Linked DNA regions of Homo sapiens: all the other regions are linked to region 2. A link is a contact called in ENCODE Hi-C or POLR2A ChIA-PET data. All regions are on one chromosome and are shown on one strand. Each heading gives the region's core, a stretch centred on a gene start or an enhancer-like site at or near the end of the contact. The rest is flanking DNA. Distances are from core to core; before and after follow the strand shown.

Region 1 (2,700 bases), core at 190-2,689, 790 kb before region 2:
TTTATTTAAAAAACGGAGTCTTGCTCTATCGCCCAGGCTGGAGTGCAGTGGTGCGATCTCGGCTCACTACAACCTCCACTGCCCAGGTTCTCGCAATTCTGCAGCCTCAGCCTCCTGAGTAGCTGGGATTACAGGCACCCACCACCACATCCAGCTAATTTTTGTATTTTTAGTAGAGATGGGGTTTTGCCATGTTGGCCAGGCTTGTCTTGAACTCCTGATCCCAGGTGATCTGCCTGCCTCAGCGTTCCAAAGTCCTGGGATTACAGGCGTGAGCGATTGCACCCGGCCACATGTGCTGTCTTGAGTCTCACGGCCACCCCTGACCAATGGCTGTGGGGAGGGTATCTTGACCAGCGGTCCTGGAGGTGCCACCTGGTTGGAGTGGGGTGGGCGTCAGTTCTCTAGGGATACGGATATGATTTGGGGTGGCCTGAAGGAAGAAGGGCAGGGCAGACCCATGCACAAAAACATGCCCACCACGTACCTACCACGTGCCAGGCCCTGTGAGACATCCTGGAGACACAGACGTGAATCCGACAGGCCCTGTGTCCCCAAGAGGGGCGCTTTCCAGAAGTGGAGGTGAAACCTGCAAGCACAGTTATCCCAGCCAGAGCATGGGAAGAAACTTGGAGAGGGGACAGGTGAAGGACTTGGGGAGTTCAAAGGATGAGGAGGGACTCTAGGTTCTGGCCTTGAGGAAGTAAGGTGAACTGAAATTGCCCTTTTTCTACAAACAGCTAAGAAACTGGACAAAGCACAGGAAACAAGTGTTTTCAGATATTAGACAAAGGGCAGCTCAGGGCTGTGATCCCTGAAAAACGGAAGATAAAGGGGAGGAGCCCTGACATTGCATAGGTGATTTTCCTACCACTGCACTGGGAGGGCAACCGTTGTTCTCACCGAGTTAAGAAGACGAGACCAGAGTTTGGGAAGGCTCATCTTCAGGGCTTCTGATCTAACTGAAGACAGGCCCAGATATGGGTATTTTAAAGTTCCCCAGGGTCGGCCGGGCACAGTGGCTCAGGCCTGTAATCCCAGCACTTTGGGAGGCCGAGGCGGGTGGATCACTTAAGGTCAGGAGTTTGAGACCAGCCTGGTCAACATGGTGAGAACTTGTCTCTACTAAAAATACAAAAAATTGCCAGGCGTGGTGGCGAGTAGCCTCCCCAGCTACTGGGGAGACTGAGGCAGAAAGGAGAATCACTTGAACCTGGGAGGCAGAGGTTGCAGTGAGCCAAGATCGCGCCACTTCACTCCAGTCTGGGAGACAGAATGAGACCCTGTCTCAAAAAAAAAAAAAAGAAAAAAAGAAAAAAAAGCTCCCCAGGGTTCTAAGATGTAGCCAGGGTTGAGAACCACTAGGCTAATCTGCAACTCCAGACAAAGGCGGAAGGGGGGCAGGGAACCCACAAAACAGAAACCAAACTCTAAGAAAACGGGTAAGAGGAAAGTGAAACCGACTCTGGGCACCAGGCTGGAATGGAAGAGCATCTGTGGCTAAAAACAGGGCAGCCGCACCCCCCTGGAGGAACCAGGGCCCTGCCCACCCACTTGCTTGCTGCGGCTTCAACACGCTGGCCTCCTCGGGGTCCCCTCTCCCCACTACCCCTGGAGAGGCGTGAATGTACCTATTTGTTTACCATCAGTCTGCTGCCCCTTCCCCCAACTGGACTGAGCTAGGGAGCAGAGGCTCTGTGTGTTTTCTCTGAGTTCACCTTCCCCAAGCCCAGAGCAGGGCCCGGCACAGAGTAGGTACTCAGCAAATATTTCTTGAGTGACTGAATGAAGACAATGTATGATCCCATGAATCCTGCAGGGCCATGCTTTACCCTGCCCTATGTGATGCTGTCCCCTGAGGTTGGGCCCATTCTGACAATGTCTTTTCTGTTTTTTCAACACAGGGTGCATAGAATCAAGCAGACATGCGCCTTAGTTTGGGGCACTCCATGCAGCCATAGGGCCCTGAAAAGCTTCCCTTTTCTTTTCTTTTTTGTTTGTTTGTTTGTTTGTTTGAGATGGAGTTTCGTTCCTGTTGCCCAGGTTGGAGTCCCATGGCACGATCTTGGCTCACCGCAACCTCCGCCTCCCGGGTTCAAGCAATTCTCCTGCCTCAGCCTCCCGAGTAGCTGGGATTACAGGCATGCGCCACCATGTCCGGCTAATTTTGTATTTTTAGTAGAGATGGGGTGTCTCCATGATGGTCAGGCTGGTCTGGAACTCCCAACCTCAGGTGATCCGCCCACCTTGGCTGCCCAAAGTGCTGGGATTACAGGCTTGAGCCACCACACCCAGCCTAAAGCTTCCCCTTTCAATGGACTCTCCCCTTCCCTGCATCCCAGTCCTACTCCTGCTGCTTTGAGCCACGACATCCCCTTGTCTGTTTAGTACATGCCCTTCCAATCTGCTTTCCAGGATCTTATTTCCATAAATGTCCATAACAGCAGGCACCATTTATTGGGTGCTTACTGTATGCCAGGCACTGTGCTGAGCGACTTACATATCATATCTCATGAAACCATCACATGTCCCTGAAGGAGGTGCTATTATGATCCCCGTTTTACAGATTAGAAAATAGAGATAGGCTGGGCAAGGTGGCTCACGCCTGTAATCCCAGCACTTTGGGGGGCCGAGGCGGGCGGATCACCTGAAGTCAGGAGTTTGAAACCAGCCTGACCAACATGAAGAAACCCTGTCTCT
Region 2 (2,700 bases), core at 23-2,522:
AAGCCAACTCTGACTGGTTATAAGCTGAAACTGTCAAGTCAACAGGTGGCAGGGAAGATGGCTGAGACCAACAGCACAGAGATTTAGAGGCAGACAGACCTGGCGCCAATCCTAGGACAGGTTTTGGTAAGCCTTTGAATTTCAATTGCCCCACGTTTCGGGGGAGGGGGTAGCACCCCCTAGCTCATAAACCTTAGTGATTGATGATTAAATGAGATGACGGAGGAAAACGCAAGGCACAAAGTGGATGCATTAGCTCCATTTTGTTAATCAGCAGGCTTAGTTGGCTGCGACCCAGACACGAACTAAAATACAGTGCAGCCCAGGACCAGTGGGGGTCTTGCTTATGGCTCAGAGCTGAACAACACATGGGCAGCAAAATCAGACACTGAGATGCGGGCAGGCCTGCGACGCTGAAGTCAATTCCTTTGAACAAACAGAACACTTCCGTCCCAAGATTAGCAGGAATTAATCTCCCAGTCTCGGGTACACCTGGTTGTCCCTCCCTGTCCTGGCGCGGCAAACGTTCCCGGAGGCCAGCCAGGGATCACTCGCCCAAGGACTGAGCTTTCCCTACTCTCAGCCAACTGGAGCGGGACCAGGGCCTAGGCAACGCAGCTGTCCGCCCCTAACAACCACTCACCTGCTTTCCCCTTTCTATAGGCCAGCAAAGGTACATTCTTTTTCTTATTGGGCCGCGTAACTTATCGCAACCAATCAGTGGCAGCCACGGGACCCAACTCACTCCCACACAACTTGTGGGGGTGATCATGGAGAAGACAAATTTTTGTTTTCCGCATCCAGTTCTCTCAGAGAGCACCGTATTTGTCAAACTGTTGTGACTCTCCCTAAATGTTTAAGAAAACATTTCATTCCCCTCAGGCTTGTATAGTCTGTCCCTGGCCTACTCCCCGCTCCAGGTGGTACAGCCCGCAAGCGGCTCCCCTTCCCAGCTGCTCGCGGGGCCGAGTCCCCCAGTCCGAGGAGGCCACTCAGCGCAGGAGCCATACCATCTGTGACTAATAAATAATAGGGGGACCTCCGACTCCCCCCTGTTGCCTTATTACCTTCCGACCACCTCTCGGACCTCTTGCCCAGCCCTTCCCCGTAGACATCACCCCAGATACGGTGGTGACACCATTGCTATGGGCCCACGTAGGGCGCAGTGCGAGCCAGGGCAGGACGCACTTGGTACGACCCACGCCGCGCCCCGCGCCGCCGGAAGTGAGGTGTCTGACCCCCGAAGTTCCGGTTCGCAGGGGGTGGGGAGTGTTGTTAACCGGAGGGGCAGCCGCAGTCGCGCGGATTGAGCGGGCTCGCGGCGCTGGGTTCCTGGTGAGTGGGGCGAAGTCTGGCCCGAGTTGTGGTTGGGGTCGGGACCCGAACCTTCCCCTTGAGGTCTCCGGAGTCGGCACGCCCCTCAGCCCCGCCGCACGCTTTCGGCCTGTCAGCTGGCCGGAGACCTCAGACGCCGGTGCGGCCGCTTTGCTCAAGCCTGGGCCCTGCCTGCGACGCCCGCAACTCCTGGTGCTCACAGGTGCGCGGCCGCGAGGGCGACCCGGCTCCTCCCGTCCCGCTGCTGCTCTCTCCCGTCCCGCTGTTTTTGTGGTGCTCTGAGTTGACACTACTCCGGGGGTCGGGGGACCCCAGGATTCCAGGCTGACGTTCCCCGCCCGCTCCCGCAGGGCGGGCGTCCGAACTGCCCACCCTAACACAGCTGTCACCGGCGCTGTCGCCTGCCCAGCCTGCTATCCTCTGTGCCTTGGCTGCTCTCAGCCCTGGCTGCGCATTCCCGCCCCTGGAGCAGATTTCTGCTGTTGCCTCCCACCCCATCTTCTCCACCGGAGGGTCAGCGGTGCAGCTCCCCCTCCTCCAACATTGCAGCTTTTCCTCATCACCTCCCTAGAGGAGGCGGCTTGGCAGGCAGCGTGGAAAGAGCCCTAGATTTGAAGCAAGACTGACCCAGGTTCCAGGCCTTGCGTCAGTGTGATCACTTAACCCCTTCGAGTCTAATTTGTAAAATGGGGTAGCGTAAGCTATTCTTTGTCTGATGATTTCGAGGGCGAAATGTGATTTCCCCCCCACTTTCTCCTATGAATTGAGGCTGTGCCAGGCACCGGGCTATTTTGCACAGCACGAGCATCACATAAGTTATTTTCTTGCCCCATGCAGGTCTCCGGGCCAGGGCAATGTTCCGCACGGCAGTGATGATGGCGGCCAGCCTGGCGCTGACCGGGGCTGTGGTGGCTCACGCCTACTACCTCAAACACCAGTTCTACCCCACTGTGGTGTACCTGACCAAGTCCAGCCCCAGCATGGCAGTGAGTTCAGGGCTCAGGGAGGGAGGAACTCCCTGGGAGGGAAGGAGGAGTCTGCCTGGGCAAGGGGCGGGGCTAGAGGTCAGGTAAGTAGGGAAGTAGCCGCCAGCTGCCTAACTTTGAATAAACTGTGATGAGGATGTGGAGGATCCTGCATGATGAGTCCCAAGGAGAGGAAAGCAGAAAGTGACCTCAAACCACAGCCTCTCCCCACTCCTAGGTCCTGTACATCCAGGCCTTTGTCCTTGTCTTCCTTCTGGGCAAGGTGATGGGCAAGGTGTTCTTTGGGCAACTGAGGGCAGCAGAGATGGAGGTAAGATGTCGGCTGCCCCAAAGGTGAGGGCAGGGTGCTGGGAAAGAATGTTTGGTATCCACATTATTC
Region 3 (2,700 bases), core at 48-2,547, 580 kb before region 2:
TGGGACCTGAGAAGAAAGCAAGGTCCCTGGAATTGCTGAGGGTACCGTTGAGCGGTGGTTGGGCTGCAGGCAGGAGCTGGAGGAGAGCGGCTGGTCAGGCTCGCCACCGGGAATGGCCTCCCGCTCCTTGGGCAGGTTGAAGCGGAGTGTGATCTGGACCGGGATTGGCAAGGTCTTCCCGCTGGCCTGCGCCGAGGCCGGCTGTAGAGATAGGTCCAGGGTCTTCCTTTGGGGCGGGGATGGCAGTGGGATGGGGAAGGGGAAGAGGGGTCCCTCACCTCAAAATTATCAAACCCCACCCTCGCCTTCTGAAGGACACAGGACTAGCTACTGGACTCTGGGAGCTACATGTGCAATTTGGCCCCCATCCTTTGCAAGATGAAGTCAGGGTGAGAGGGAGCCGCCTCCTGCCCATCCAGGAGCTCCTAATGCCAACAGACAAGAGAAATAGGAGGCAGGAGAGAAAAGGTGAAGTGGGGGACCTACTCACCACCTCTCTCTCTGGAGAGCCAGGACGGGACCCAGGAAGTCCGTTCTTAGTGGGGGTCTTGGCCTCTTTCTTGGGGAACTGGATCTTCTTTAGGTCCAGCCGCTCATGCGTCACCCATTCATCCAGACGTTTGTTGACTGTAGCAGTGGGGATGGCTCAGGACAGAATGCCAAAGACTGTCCCCCAACCCTACCCTGATGCCCCACCTCAGGCCCAGAACTCACAGTCAATGTAATGGACGTAGAAAAGCTTCCGGCCACTGATGTCCTTCACGCTCAGGATCTCGGCCAGGGCTATGAGAATAGCATAGACAGGGGCCTTAGACAGGCCAGGCTATGAGACTCCACCCTTCCACGACCTGAACTCCACCCCCAGGCCGGATCCCTAAGCTCCAGCACTTAGGTCTCTCCTAAGCCTCCTTCAGTCACAAGTGCCACCCCTTTCCAGGCCCCGCCCTGTACCTCTCGGAGCAGCTAAGAGCCACGCCCCTTCATCAAAGTATCTGCGCCTCGCCCGCCCCATAATTCCAGACGCCCCTCCCCATCCCGGGATTTCAGTTGACTCCCGCCCCTCGCCCTCAGGTTCCTTAGTCCCGCCCCCCAACGTCACTCACGCCACTCATCTTCGTTGTCCTGGTTCCGCCGCAGCACGGGTAGGCGGCAGCCCTCGATTATCTCCCCCTGGGGAGACAGCGCGACGCCAGGGTCGGCTACTGGGGGGCCTCGGGCTCTACCCACCTCCCCTGGCTCCCTCCGCCCCGCCCCGGGCACCGGACTCACCACCTCCGCCATCTTCCCTCCCTCCACTGCCACTTCCGGCCCCTCTGGGAGACGTCACTTCCGGGACCGAGCGCCCTGTGGGCCCGGGCCTCACGAAGCCCCTGTAGAGGGGGACCTTTGAGAGACACCGCGACCCAGCTGCGAGGGGCAAGACTGCCCCTGTGACTCGGGGGAAAACGGAGTGTTACAAGCCTCAGGCCGAGCCCTAGGTGGAAACCCCATAACGTGCACAGCCAGTGGCGGTCTACTGAGTCCGTCACGTGACGCCCACCGGGTGCGAAGCTGGTCACGTGTATGCGGAGCGGGTCACGTGGCAATACCGTTTTTGGCTTTGTCGGAGGGAAGTCCTCGGGCGTCTCCTTGTGGCGGCGGGAGGTGTTGCCGGGAGTCAACTGGGCGCGAGAGGCTGGAGAAAGGAAGTGGCCTTAGAAGGGTTCGAACGCTCCCCCAAGTCTGTGGACTTCATTCCGTAGGCAAGAGGACTCAGGGAAGATTCCTAGCTTTATTTTGTATATTAGGCTTTTTTAATTTGTATATATTTATTTTTGAGACGGAGTCTCGCTCTGTCGCCAGGCTGGAGTGCAGTGGCGCGATCTCAGCTCCCTGTAACCCCCGCCTCCCGGGTTCAAGCGATTCTCCTGCCTCAGCCTCCCGAGTACCCAACTAATTTTTGTATTTTTAGTACGGGCGGGGTTTCACCATGTTGGCCAGGATGGTCTAGAGCTCTTGACCTCGTGATCCGCCCGCCTCGGCCTCACAAAGTACTGGGATTACAGGCGTGAGCCACCGCCCTCAGCCATATTAGGCTTTTTTTTTTTTTTTTTTTTTTTTTGAGACAAGGTCTGGCTCTCTCGCCCGGGCTGGAGTGCAGCCAGCGAGGCACAATCTCCGCTCACTGCAGCCTCCCCCTCCCGGGATCAAGTGATCCACCTCAGGCTCTCTAGTAGCTGGGACTACAGGCGCGCACCACCAAGCCTGGCTAGTTTTTTAAAATTTTTGTGTAAACAGGGTTTGGAGACTGGGCATGGTGGCTCACACCTGTAATCCCAGCTGCCTCCAGTCTAATCATGAGAAAAACATCAGACAAATCCCAATTGAGAAACATTTTACAAAATACCCCATGAATACTCCTCAAAACTGTGAAGGTGTCACCGGTGGAGGGTGTACAGGTTCTTGGCATCTAAAATAATGGGACAAAACGGCTGGGCGCGGTGGCTCACGCCTATAATCCCAGCACTTTGGGAGGCCGAGGCGGGCGGATCACGAGGTCAGGAGATTGAGACCATCCTGGCCAACACGGTGAAACCCTGTCTCTACTAAAAATAAATACAAAAAATTAGCTGGGCGTGGTGGCAGGCGCCTGTAGTCCCAGCTACTCGGGAGGCAGAGGCAGGAGAGTGGCGTGAACCCGGGAGGCAGAGCTTGCAGTGA
Region 4 (2,700 bases), core at 46-2,545, 790 kb after region 2:
GATGGCAGCGGCCAGCTCGCTCTGGACCTCGAGACTGAGGCCCTGGATGTGGCGGATGAAGAGTTCCCGGTGCTCACACTGAGGGGAGACAGGAAGGGGAGCTGGTGCAGGATCTCCCTCCTCTACCGCCAAAGCTCGACCCTAACCTTTCCTTCCCACCGCCGGCTCACCTGTACTGACGCTCCCAACAGTAGCCGAAGAACGCCTTCCAGCTGCTCCACCGCTTCTTCTGCAAGGCACATGCCACAAGGGGTTAACTGGGGCGGGGAAGGTAGAGTAGTGCGGGGGCAGAGGCAGGAGGGTGTGGGTGGGGAGAGCACCTGAGAGAGGGTCAAATCCCAATGTCTGGAGGTCTGGGGGTGGCGACAGGATCAGCAGCTGCAGCTCCTCCTGGAGGCAGAGAGGCAGACTATATGAGGCGCCTTCCCGAAGGGGCTCCTCTTCCCCTCCTGTCTCCGCCTTTCCCTCGAGACCCCTTACCTGGTAGAAGTCCCTCAGTCGGCCCCACAGGTGGTTCAGGTTCCACACTCGCCAGGCAGCAGGTCCGTCAAGGCCTCTGAGCATCCGAGGTCCCCCTCGGGAGCTGGGGGCACTATGAGCCGGAGGTGGGCTCGAGGACCCGCCTCCCGTCAACAGGCCTCGCCCACCGTCCCTCAGGCCCCGCCCACTGAGCATCAGGCTCCGCCCACCCGCTTCCCCTCCTCTCAGATCCTTCCCCGCCACCGCCCCGGCCCGATGCCCCTTACATGATGCCCAGCACCCGGAGGAGCAGGGCCCCATCGCTGAGGCGCAGGAATCTCTTCTCCAACCAAAGGGGCGGCTCTTCCTCCTCTTCCTCTTCTTCCCCCTCCGAGTCCTCCGCCTCCCCGACCAGCCCGGCCAGTCCCAGCGCCTGTGAGGAGCCCAGAGGGGTCAGCCGACCAGCAGAGTGAACCCTGAGCCCCTCCGACCTGCCCCAGTGAGCCCAAGCACCCCTTCTCACCCGTCCTCTGAGTGCCTCTGTCCCCTCTTCCCTCACCACAGCCCCCCACACCATATCTCCATCCCCCACATTTGAACCCAGCCCTCCCCTCCGGCCTGGTTCTGCCTCACCCTCCCCCGGCCAGCGCCAACACCAGCCCCTGGCTGGGGCTCACTTCCCCTCCCCAACCCGCTGCCACCTGCCCCCTCACCCAGGTAGCCAGACTCCCACTCAGGAAGTCTCTGAGCCTGGGCCCCTTGCCCCCCTCCATGCCCGGGTCGGGGTGCCCGTCTCACTGTGGCAGCTGCACCTGCCCTGAGAGGAAGAGGAAGTCCCCGAGTGGGGGATCCCGGGGCCAGCCACAGACACCCTGTGCAGCTTCCTCCTTCCGGGTGCAGGCGGGCCTGGGCAGTCTGAGTCCTACCTCAGCCCCCACCTCACCTCCCTGCATCCTCCTAGCATCTCTGCAGGGCTAGCCCAGAGGTTGGCGGCGGAAGGCCCACAGCTCCCCTGGCTCCATGGGCAATGACCGAACAGCCCTTCACCTCTCTGGGCCTTGTTTTCTCAAACTGAAACTGGAGAGGATGACCCCAGCCTGGGACCTTCGAGGGCCTCAAAAGGGCTCTGGGCCTTGCGTGGTGAGTTTGGTCACCCACACACCCATCTTCCCAAATGCCAGGCTTCACTCACTACAGCGTTCTTTCTTTTCCCTTCAGTATTTCTCAAAGTTACCCAAACCACATCCCCTGGGAAGCCTGGTTCAGATGCTCCTCCAAGAAGCCTCCCTTGAACCCCAGATAGAAGGGAGCATCATTCCTGTGACCTCACCCCACCCCATCCTCTATACACTCGAGACTGTTGTAGCCATACTAGGTGCTATGAAGGGGAGGGGATTTGACCTCGGCAGGATGATCAGGGAAGGCATCCTGGAGTACGCATGAGATCAGGGATGGCTGGGTTAACAGGGCAAAGTGGAAAGGAAGGGAGGGTATTCCAGGCAGCAGGAACAGAATGTGCAACTGCTCTGAGGCAGCTGGAAGCATGGTCAGCAAAAAGATTGGAAATTATGCATGTTTTATCTATTCCAAGATGCTTAATGTTCACGTTTCACTTTTTGTTTTGTTTTGTTTTTAAGAGACAGAGTCTGAATCTGTGACCTAGTCTGGAGTGCAGTTGCAAGATCACAACTCGCTGCAACTTCAACCTCCTGGGCTTAAGCAATTCTCCTACTTCAGCCTTCTGAGTAACTGGGACTACGGGTGTGTGCCACCACACCTGGCTAATTATTTTGCTTGTTTTTTGTACAGACAGAGTCTTGCTGTGTTGCCCGGGCTGGTCTCGAACTCCTGGGCTCAAGTGATCCTCCCGCCTTGGCCTCCTGAAGGGCTGAGATGACGGCATGAGCTGCCTCACGCAGCCCCCATTCTACACCTCTGAAGTGAGTTTACATGGTACAGTTGCTGTCTGGCTAGCTGCCGTCCCAACATCACTGTCAGGACCCACACCTGAAAAGCACCAGCATCAAATCCTTCAGAAGAGTGTCAGCAGCTTGGAAGAAATCCTAGAGGCAAGCAGAACCCTTTTTAGCCCTGGGACTCAAATGGTGGGAAACCCCAGGGGAAGGGAACCAGGCTTGTCAGTGACACTCCCTTTTTTTTTTTTTTTTTTTTTTTGGTGAGACGGAGTCTCGCTGTGTCTGTCGCCTAGGCTGGAGTGTAATGGTGCAATTTCGGGTCACT
Region 5 (2,700 bases), core at 58-2,557, 930 kb after region 2:
GGAAGATGAGGAGCCCCCGTGTCACTAGCCCCGTGGTCCTCCATGACTGATACCACAGCTGCTCTGCTGTAACTTCCTGTGGGGGCAGGGCCTTCCCACCCAGGCTGGGCCTGTCACCAACCTGCTCAAAGCTTCCGCCAAGGGGAGGGAGCGTGGGGGCAGGCCCCTGGGTCACCTAGACCCCCTCAGACCTCAGCAATGTGACTTCAGCCTCGGCCCAGACAAGACCACTCCTTCTGCCCCTATTGGTGGCTGAATGGAGGATTGTGGCTGCGTCTGATCCTTAGCAGACCAGCTGCAGCAGAAGGGAGGGAGGGAAGAGGGTGGGAGGGAGAGGAAGTTGGGGAAATGTCTTTTTTGGAACCAAATGATTAAGCTAATGCCTGAGTCACCGTGACACCATTATCGGGAGCTGAGCAGCAGGGATGGCCCGGAAGTGCCCAGAGACACCCGTGGCGGCCGCCCATGGTGCCGAGTTCAGCAAGCGGGCAGCGGACACTCACTGATCTGCTCCACAATCTTCAGGAGCACCCCGCCGATGTGCGACTCCCCAGTGACCCGCAGGGTGACCGACTCGGCCTCTGGGTCCTCCTCTCCCACAAACACCCGCAGCTCCCATGACGAGTCGATGTAGTCCCCGGAGGCTGTCTTCATCCCCGCCATGGCTGCGGCTGCTGCTACAGAGAGTGTGGAAGGAGGCAAGGTGGGCAGGCCCTGGTAGGCCTCCGGGTTTGGGCAGAAGAGCTCTGTGATGCCCTGGACACACCCAGAGGAAAGCCGCTCATGAAGGAGGGCGGGAGTGAGCACCCAGGCCAGCACGCCCGTGGTACCCTCAGACTCTCTCTCCAGCGCTGGCGCTTGAGCCGCGAGGGCCCTCAGAGACCATGTAGTCCAATCCGCTCCCATCCTACAGGCGGGCAGACTGAGGCCGGGTAAGAAGGGGCTCACTCAGGACCACCGTGCTCAATGCCAGCCCACAGCTCACTCCCAGACCCTCAGGGGCAGCTGCCCACTCTGGCCATGGCTTCGTACCCAGGCCAGGAAGTAGTTCCGATCCTGGCCCACAGCTCAGATGCCAACATCACAAACCAGCCAAAGCCTCTCCGGGGAGGTGGAAAGTTCAGGCTGCCGCATGGCGAGAGGCAGGCTGGGCAGAGGCTGCAGGAGGATAAGGAAGAGAAGGGCCCAGGGTCCCAGTGAGGCCTGAGCTTACCTTTCCTGGCAAGGGCTGGGGGCTGCAGGTGGGTCTCGGGCTACACCCCTGTGGGCCGTGGGCTTCCTGCCCTCCTTTCTCTTTGGAGCTTCCTTCAGGGCAGCCCTTGCTTGTGCCTTATCACGAGCAGGGCGGGTTCAGCCCCTCCCCAGGGCGGGCTGGCGCTGGGTGCAGGAAGCACACTGCCAGCCCACAGAGGGTTCCAGGGGCCCCCCCACCTTTGTCCCCAGAGAGCACAGGAAGCTAGGGAGAGCGGGGCTTAGCGACTCAACACCATAAAAACGCCCCCTTCCTCATTTGGAGGGAAGCTCAGTGCAAACTCAACAAGTCCCCCGGCTGTGTGTGTTCAGGGCTAGGTCCACTTTTGTGGGAAGTGTCTGCCATCCTCAGCCTGTCACATGAGGTGGGGACCTTGGGCTTTGAAACATCACTGGGCTGCCGGAGGGAGAGCCCAGGAGTCGACAGAGTGTATCCAGGTTATTTGGGACTCACAGGTTAAATCGGCTCCAGCCTGGCTATCCCTATCAACCAAGGATCCCTCAAGGCCCCAGAGGGAAACAAGTCCATTTTGCAGTTTTTCCTAGCTCCGCGTAGGGCTACCTTCAAACTCATGAACTCAGACCTGCCAGGTGAACAAGTGAACAGTACTTGGCCCAGACCATCCACAACCTCCCGGGCCCTCAGGTCACCCAGCTCCAAACACGACCCCTCCACTGTGCTCCACTTGGATGAGCCTCCCCGAGTCCCCACGAGGCTCACTCCCATCAAGTCCCTGCTTAGGTGACACCTCAGGGGTCTCTGGTGGTCTATACCCTCCTGCTCATCACCTGCCCTAGGATGTGGACTTCAGTAGAGCAAGGCACGTCCGCCACCAGCTCTGCGCAGGACAGCGGCCTTTCCAGTGAACACACTGGGGTTGGAGCATGCAGGGTGGGCAAGCCTGGGGGCGGCAGAGTCCTGCCAATGGGGGAGGCTACCTGAGCATCGCCACTCAGATGGGGAAGGGGGCGGCCTGCCGGGGATTCCCAGGGGAAAAGAAAGCTGATGAAACTAACAGCAGGAAGTCCAGCCAGCTGCTAGTCTCAGCGCCTTCCTAGCCCAGAAAGCAGCACTCTTGGAGCAAATGAGGAAGTTTTACTCCTGCCCCAAAGGCCTCCCCAGTCCAGGAAGAGAGCTTTAGAAAACGCAGCTTGTTGCAACCATGGAAAAGTGTAATTAAAGCTTAGCACCCTAAGTTCTCAGGTAAGAGCCGTGCATTAAAACCATCACCCAGGCCGGGCGCGGTGGCTCACGCCTGTTAACCCCAGCACTTTGGGAAGTCCAGGCGGGTGGATCACGAGGTCAGGAGATTGAGACCATCCTGGCTAACACGGTGAAACCCCGTCTCTACTAAAAATACAAACAAACAAACAAACAAAAAATTAGCCGGGCGTGGTGGCGGGCGCCTGTAGTCCCAGCTACTCGGGAGACTGAGGCAGGAGAATGGC
Region 6 (2,700 bases), core at 89-2,588, 740 kb before region 2:
AGCTGCGACTACAGGCACGCGCCACCACGCCTGGCTAATTTTTATATTTTTAGTAGAGACGGGGTTTCACCATGTTGTCCAGACTGGTCTCGAACTCCTGACCTCAGGTGATCCACCTGCCTCGGCCTCTCAAAGTGCTGGGATTACAGGCTTGAGCCACCGCGTCCGGCCCCTAAAGAGCTATTATTTAACCTTCTGCCCCAGCAGCTGGGAGGGATGGTGGTGGCAGAGTGGCGAGGAGCGGGCACTGCGCAGTTCACCTGAGCCCCAGGCGCTCGCCGCGGGACCCACCAGCACGTCCCCTCCTCGGCAGACTCCCTCCCCGGGGTCACGTGGAGGGCGACTGCGGGGATAAGCAGGGATGGCAAGGGGAAAGGAAGGGCGGGCCCCAGGCGGGGGATCCCCGGACACGCAGTGCTTTCCCGCCTGGCCCCGCCCAAAGACGTGGGCAAACAGAGGCCACGCCCTTCCTGGGAGCCAGCCCCGCCCATACTCCGCCCCAAGGACACGCCCCCACTTCGGGCGGAGGCGGAAACCGGGCGGGGGACGCTGGTGCGAGGAGGTCGAGGAGGCGCCTTGGCACCCGACTCTGGCATCCCGCACGTCCGACATCAGCCCTGCCCTCCTTCTCAGGGGCTTCCATTCATTTTGTGCCAAAAGGGAACTGCCGCCCTCGCCCCCAAACTTGTAGCTTTGTGGATGGAGGGTGTGGGGGAGGCCGTGTGTAGTGAAAGGACCACCCGGCTGAAGACGGTCCTGGGGGTGGAGGGCAGGAGGGAGCGAGAAGGACAGTTCTGCTCCTGGGAGCCTCTCGTTCCTGGGCGAGGGTCTGGGGACCCTGGATGAAGTTTTAGGATCTTTTACAATGACGGTCTGGGGCAGAGAATAAAATTTTGCAGGGAGCAGATTGAGGGTCTGGAGGACTGGGTTAGGTGGGCTCTAGGTACCCAGGACGATCTCGGGAGGCGCACAATGAGAATCTGGGGGCTCCAGGATTACGGTGTGGGTGCACAGGATGAAATTCTGGGGGCGCAGATTAGGTAGGACCTAGGTGAGCAGGATGACATTTTTGGTGAGCGTCTGGGGGCCCCCGGGTGAGTCTGGGGGCCTGGCATCAAGGTCGGGGCCCCAGGATCGAGCACTGGGGGACCCTGGTCCGGCGCCGGGAGGCGGCTCCTGGCGGCGCCGCGGGGGACCGGGTAGGGGCCTGTGGCTGGCCGGGGGCGGAGAAGCGGGGGGTCGGGGTCCCTCCCCCTGGCGCTGGCTCAGGAATCCGCCGAAGGGCGGGCGGAGGCGCCGGGGTGGGCCGCGCCGCGGCAGGCGGGCGGGCGGGGGGCGCTTCCTGGGGCCGCGCGTCCAGGGAGCTGTGCCGTCCGCCCGTCCGTCTGCCCGCAGGCATTGCCCGAGCCAGCCGAGCCGCCAGAGCCGCGGGCCGCGGGGGTGTCGCGGGCCCAAGTGAGTGGCTGTGACCGTCCGTGGGGGAGGGCGTGGGCCGGAGTCTCGGCCGAGTCCGCGGCAGCGTAGCGCCCACAGAGGCCCGCGCTCCTCGGCCTTCGCCGCAGGGGCGCGGGGCGGGGGCGGGGTGGCCGGGGCGGGTGGGCCTGGGACCCGGGCCTGGGACCTGGGCCTGTGAGGAGTCGGCCCCCAGCCCTGGGAGGCCCCGAGGCCCAAGCACGGTCCTGAGCGGGCAGTGGCGGGGGCTGGGCTCGGGCTCCCGGTACAGGGAGTTGAGGTGCCGCGGGCAGAGGCCCCTGACCCGTGTCCACCATCTCGCAGCCCCAGGATGCTCCCCTGCGCCTCCTGCCTACCCGGGTCTCTACTGCTCTGGGCGCTGCTACTGTTGCTCTTGGGATCAGCTTCTCCTCAGGATTCTGAAGAGCCCGACAGCTACACGGTGGGGACAGTGAGGGCCGCTGGCCTGGGACAGGAAGGGTAGGGAGGAAGAGACCGGGACCCAGGGTGACTGCTGCCGGGGAAGTCTTCCTCCCCTGGCTGGTGGAGAGCTGGGGGCCATTGTTTGGAGCAGGCCGGAGGGTGGCCAGGCTCAGGCCCTAGTCTTGGCCTGGCCAGTTGGAGGAGATCTTAGGGTGACCACTGGCCACTTCTGGTTCCCTTCCAGGAATGCACAGATGGCTATGAGTGGGACCCAGACAGCCAGCACTGCCGGGGTGTGTGTGCCTGGGGGACCAAACACCCCCAGGAACCCGGAAAGGGATTGATAGCTGCTTTCCAAGGGACAGCCCCACCTCCAAGAACTGCCGTGGGAGCCCAGCAGCCCGTTCTATGCCCAGCTCTGCTACACAGAGGCCAGCTCTGGCTCTCTGGAGGCCAGTTGAGCTAGGGGTGGCCTCATCCTCTCCCAGAAACCCAGGAAACCTTGTCCCTACCCCTCAGAGGAGCTGGATCCTGTACGCCTTCTCTGAACCACTCTCCTGTCCCAGCTCTTTGTCTCATCACAACCTGGGAGGGTAGCGTCCCCAGGGGTGGGTAAGGAGGCCCCCCATCTTGGGCTGAGCTAGGGCTAGGGCCGTGGGGAGGGATAGAGACCCACTTGCAGGCCGAGAATGAGGGCAACAGTGGGAACAGCTGCCCCATCTCCAGCCTTGGCCAACCCTGGGGAGGGGTCCTGAGCAGGCAGACTTAGCTTGTTGAGCAGAGTGGGAAGGCTTTGCTGGGGCCACACATCTCAGAGAAGGCCGA
Region 7 (2,700 bases), core at 110-2,609, 770 kb before region 2:
CTGCCTTGGCCTTCCAAAGTGCTAGGATTACAAGCATGAGCCACCACACCTGGCCCCAGCCCTCTTTCTGTAGTCGTGTGACAACTGACAGCTCAGTACTCCATCTGGGCCTCAGTTTCCTCATCTATGATGGAAGTAATCAGAGAGAAGCTTTGGGATGGTGCCCAGCACTAACATTCTGGATGTGCGACAAGGTGTCTGTGAAGGTGTAAGGGCTTTGAAAATCTTGGCTGAGCCTGGGCTTGGAGTGCCCACGGCTGTGACTTGGCAACCTGTGCCAGCTACTCACTTAGCGACTTCAAGCAATTCATTTCAGCATCTCCCAGCCTCAGTTTCCCCATCTGTAAAACAGAGATGAGGATGATACCTGCCTCACATTCACTCACCTTTGACATACTCTCCAAACAAGTCTGGTGGCCACAAGCCTCCGAAAGGCACTGACCGTAATGAAGATGGCGTTTATCAGACCTCAGGACACCTGTAGTGGCCCTGAATTAAAACTCGTTATAGCTCCTGAAATTATCCTGAGTAATACTATTATATTGCATTTTATGTGGGGTTAGTTCAAAGCATTACCTTATCGCAAACATTTAAAATATACCACCCAGCCTGGGCAATACGGCGAGACCCAATCCCTACAAAAAACACAAAAATTACCTGGGTGTGGTGACGCGCGCCTGTAGTCCCACTTACTTGGAGGGGGCGCTGAGGCAGGAGAATCCCTTTAGCTCAGGAAGTTGAGCCTGCAGTGCGCCGAGATCGAGCCACTGCACTCCAGCCTGGGTGACAGAGACCCGGTCTCAAAAATATAAAGTAAAATAAAATATGCCACCATTTTTGTAACCCTGGTTTGTCATTTATTCACTTTTCATATACTCGAAGCCTTAAAACAAGGCCAGTGGAAAGACCTCACTCCACGAAGCTTTGGGTGGCGGTTGGCGTGGCTCCTAGAGATGTGATTCTTTCGTGCTATTTTGTGGGAGCAGAAACGGAGGTTAGCCCAGGCCTCGAGAGGGCTGGGGCGGGGCGCGGGCTCTGGCAGGTGCGTCAGTCCGCAGGGGAACCCGGGGCTCCACCTGGGCGCGGCGAGGAAGTTACACCATGTATGGGCAGCTACGTCAGGGGGGCGGGCCCGCAGCCTCCGGGGAACGCCGAGCCGGGCCCATCCCGGTGAAAAGGCTGCAGCCGGACTTGGGGAGGCGTCGCCAAGTTCGGGACCGACGGGCCAAGGCGGCGCGTCTCGGGGGTGGAGCCTGGAGGTGACCGCGCCGCTGCAACGCCCCCACCCCCCGCGGTCGCAGTGGTTCAGCCCGAGAACTTTTCATTCATAAAAAGAAAAGACTCCGCACGGCGCGGGTGAGTCAGAACCCAGCAGCCGTGTACCCCGCAGAGCCGCCAGCCCCGGGCATGTTCCGAGACTTCGGGGAACCCGGCCCGAGCTCCGGGAACGGCGGCGGGTACGGCGGCCCCGCGCAGCCCCCGGCCGCAGCGCAGGCAGCCCAGCAGGTGAGTGGGGCCCGACGCCGGTGGTCCCACGGGAGGACCGCGCGTGGGAGGCCGGGGTCAACTCCCGCACGCTCCGGGACTGGAGCGGGGAACCGGAGTCGGGGCCGGGCTGGGGGCTGGGGCGAGGATCCTGCCCCTCGCCGTCCGGGGCCAGTTGCCCCCACCGCGCAGCGGGCAGCAGAGACCCGCGAACTCCCCTTCTCCCAGCCGCCCCCTTCTCCCTCGCCGTCCGCGTCCGTCCCTCCGTCTCCGTGCCCGCTTTCTCTCCTCCTGCCCACCTCTGACTTCTGCGTCCACCCTGCTTCAGAAGGGGCGTGGGCGCCTAGGGTGGTCGCCTCGAAGGCTAGGAGGGTCTCTCCGCTTCGGGCTGAATTCCTGGGATCTGGAGTCTGGGCTGGGGTGAGGGTCCCCACACGGGAGGGAGGCGGGATCCGTCGGGAGAGCAGCTGGGCCAGGGTGGGAGTCCCGGCCCGGTCTGCGACCCTCCGCGTGTCCGTCCGTCTGTCTGTCCTTCGCCCCTCCGTCGCCAAGTCCCTATCGTTTCTCGGCCTGGGGAGTCCAGGGGGGTCCGGGCAGTGGAACCTGCCAGGTCCCCGGAGACCGGCCCTCGATCCCTTTGCCGAATGCGGCGAATAGAGACCTCGAGGTTCCGGGACGTGCGCGGGGTCAGGCTGCGGGCGACTCTCGCGACCCCACTCTCAGCCCCTAACGGCGCCCGCTGCCCGCCGGGGGGCACCCGGGAGGCTGCAGGTGCCCATTTCCTGTCGAGGGGCTGCGAGCACGTGTCGACAGGGGAGGGAAGGAGGGGCGTCCGTTCCGCCGAGTCACGGCGGCCGAGTCACGGCGGCTGAGTCACCCGGGGCGTCCCTCCCTTCCTGGCCTGGAGCGGCCCGGGCCCGGGAGTGGGAGATGCCGCCGGCGGTGCCTCGGACCCGGAACTGGGGTCACTGGGACGCCGGGCCCGCAGCGCTTGGGCTCGGGCTACCGCTGTCGGGACTTGCCTGGGCTTGTGGGCGCTTCCCGGACGATTGGGCGCCCACACCCAGGGCCCAGCGGCAGAGCTAGAACCCACTTCTCCCAGAACACTGAGCCCCATCCCAACCCACTCCTCAGATAGCTGGCTGATAGAATGGGAACAGGGACGTTGTGCTGGGCGCTTGCTACATCATTTACCATATTTCACGGAATCGAAGA

Evidence for each region. Hi-C counts contacts between places; a loop is a spot of excess contacts on that map. ChIA-PET counts read pairs that join two places held with the same protein, here RNA polymerase II (POLR2A). Pooled maps may share reads with other maps.
Region 1: a loop to region 2 is called in a pooled map, with 2.8 times the contacts of the local background. The contact joins the enhancer-like site here to the promoter of SYVN1 in region 2. A Hi-C loop is called at or near these places in 1 of 168 maps with a recorded cell type or tissue (gastrocnemius medialis) and 7 of 50 pooled maps. POLR2A ChIA-PET finds 5 or more read pairs at or near these places in 1 of 52 experiments (GM12878).
Region 3: a pooled map shows a loop between it and region 2 (4-fold over the local background). The contact joins the promoter of KAT5 here to the promoter of SYVN1 in region 2. A Hi-C loop is called at or near these places in 7 of 50 pooled maps. POLR2A ChIA-PET finds 5 or more read pairs at or near these places in 4 of 52 experiments (CD4-positive, alpha-beta memory T cell, GM10248, PC-9 and 1 more).
Region 4: a loop to region 2 is called in a pooled map, with 4 times the contacts of the local background. The contact joins the promoter of CCDC88B here to the promoter of SYVN1 in region 2. A Hi-C loop is called at or near these places in 4 of 50 pooled maps. POLR2A ChIA-PET finds 5 or more read pairs at or near these places in 2 of 52 experiments (MCF 10A and Panc1).
Region 5: a loop to region 2 is called in a pooled map, with 2.7 times the contacts of the local background. The contact joins the promoter of FERMT3 here to the promoter of SYVN1 in region 2. A Hi-C loop is called at or near these places in 1 of 50 pooled maps. POLR2A ChIA-PET finds 5 or more read pairs at or near these places in 4 of 52 experiments (CD8-positive, alpha-beta memory T cell, PC-9, activated CD4-positive, alpha-beta T cell and 1 more).
Region 6: a pooled map shows a loop between it and region 2 (6-fold over the local background). The contact joins the promoter of EFEMP2 here to the promoter of SYVN1 in region 2. A Hi-C loop is called at or near these places in 4 of 50 pooled maps. POLR2A ChIA-PET finds 5 or more read pairs at or near these places in 4 of 52 experiments (MCF 10A, activated B cell, activated CD4-positive, alpha-beta T cell and 1 more).
Region 7: a pooled map shows a loop between it and region 2 (7-fold over the local background). The contact joins the promoter of FOSL1 here to the promoter of SYVN1 in region 2. A Hi-C loop is called at or near these places in 1 of 168 maps with a recorded cell type or tissue (gastrocnemius medialis) and 7 of 50 pooled maps. POLR2A ChIA-PET finds 5 or more read pairs at or near these places in 2 of 52 experiments (CD4-positive, alpha-beta T cell and common myeloid progenitor, CD34-positive).

The regions. Positions count from the first base shown.
Region 1 is chr11:65,926,995-65,929,694 of GRCh38, reverse strand. No RefSeq gene overlaps it. Among named protein-coding and RNA genes, the nearest start is that of DRAP1, 8.9 kb to the right of the region's middle. RefSeq lists enhancers at 1,283-1,577, 1,292-1,721 and a cis regulatory region at 1,258-1,823. Within about 2 kb of position 1,439, at least 11 of the 41 ENCODE cell types and tissues checked have a DNase peak (open chromatin) inside an H3K27ac peak, as active enhancers do; they include GM12878, where a contact is called at or near this core.
Region 2 is chr11:65,133,091-65,135,790 of GRCh38, reverse strand. It overlaps SYVN1 (synoviolin 1), which reads left to right and starts at 1,272. Exons shown (of 16, transcript NM_172230.3): 1 at 1,272-1,335; 2 at 2,173-2,321; 3 at 2,539-2,631. The coding sequence starts at 2,190. RefSeq lists silencers at 593-776, 2,493-2,669 and enhancers at 762-1,271, 630-1,533, 1,822-1,891.
Region 3 is chr11:65,710,849-65,713,548 of GRCh38, reverse strand. KAT5 (lysine acetyltransferase 5) reads right to left here and starts at 1,297. Exons shown (of 13, transcript NM_182710.3): 1 at 1,104-1,297; 2 at 715-783; 3 at 491-627; 4 at 46-201. The coding sequence starts at 1,281. RefSeq lists silencers at 972-1,051, 1,062-1,251 and enhancers at 1,282-1,591, 1,622-1,741.
Region 4 is chr11:64,338,799-64,341,498 of GRCh38, reverse strand. It overlaps CCDC88B (coiled-coil domain containing 88B), which reads right to left and starts at 1,295. Exons shown (of 27, transcript NM_032251.6): 1 at 1,173-1,295; 2 at 747-892; 3 at 481-592; 4 at 321-390; 5 at 171-229; 6 at 1-78. The coding sequence starts at 1,232. It overlaps LOC102723878 (a long non-coding RNA gene), which reads left to right and starts at 707. Exons shown (of 4, transcript NR_188518.1): 1 at 707-958; 2 at 1,421-1,599. RefSeq lists silencers at 607-656, 677-756.
Region 5 is chr11:64,205,328-64,208,027 of GRCh38, reverse strand. FERMT3 (FERM domain containing kindlin 3) reads right to left here and starts at 1,307. Exons shown (of 15, transcript NM_031471.6): 1 at 1,214-1,307; 2 at 504-677. The coding sequence starts at 663. RefSeq lists enhancers at 659-738, 1,059-1,138, 1,573-2,135, 2,039-2,298, 2,136-2,698.
Region 6 is chr11:65,871,438-65,874,137 of GRCh38, reverse strand. It overlaps EFEMP2 (EGF containing fibulin extracellular matrix protein 2), which reads left to right and starts at 1,338. Exons shown (of 11, transcript NM_016938.5): 1 at 1,338-1,455; 2 at 1,777-1,894; 3 at 2,120-2,168. The coding sequence starts at 1,784. RefSeq lists a silencer at 276-335.
Region 7 is chr11:65,899,047-65,901,746 of GRCh38, reverse strand. It overlaps FOSL1 (FOS like 1, AP-1 transcription factor subunit), which reads left to right and starts at 1,359. Exons shown (of 4, transcript NM_005438.5): 1 at 1,359-1,506. The coding sequence starts at 1,408. RefSeq lists silencers at 968-1,567, 2,176-2,295, 2,261-2,488.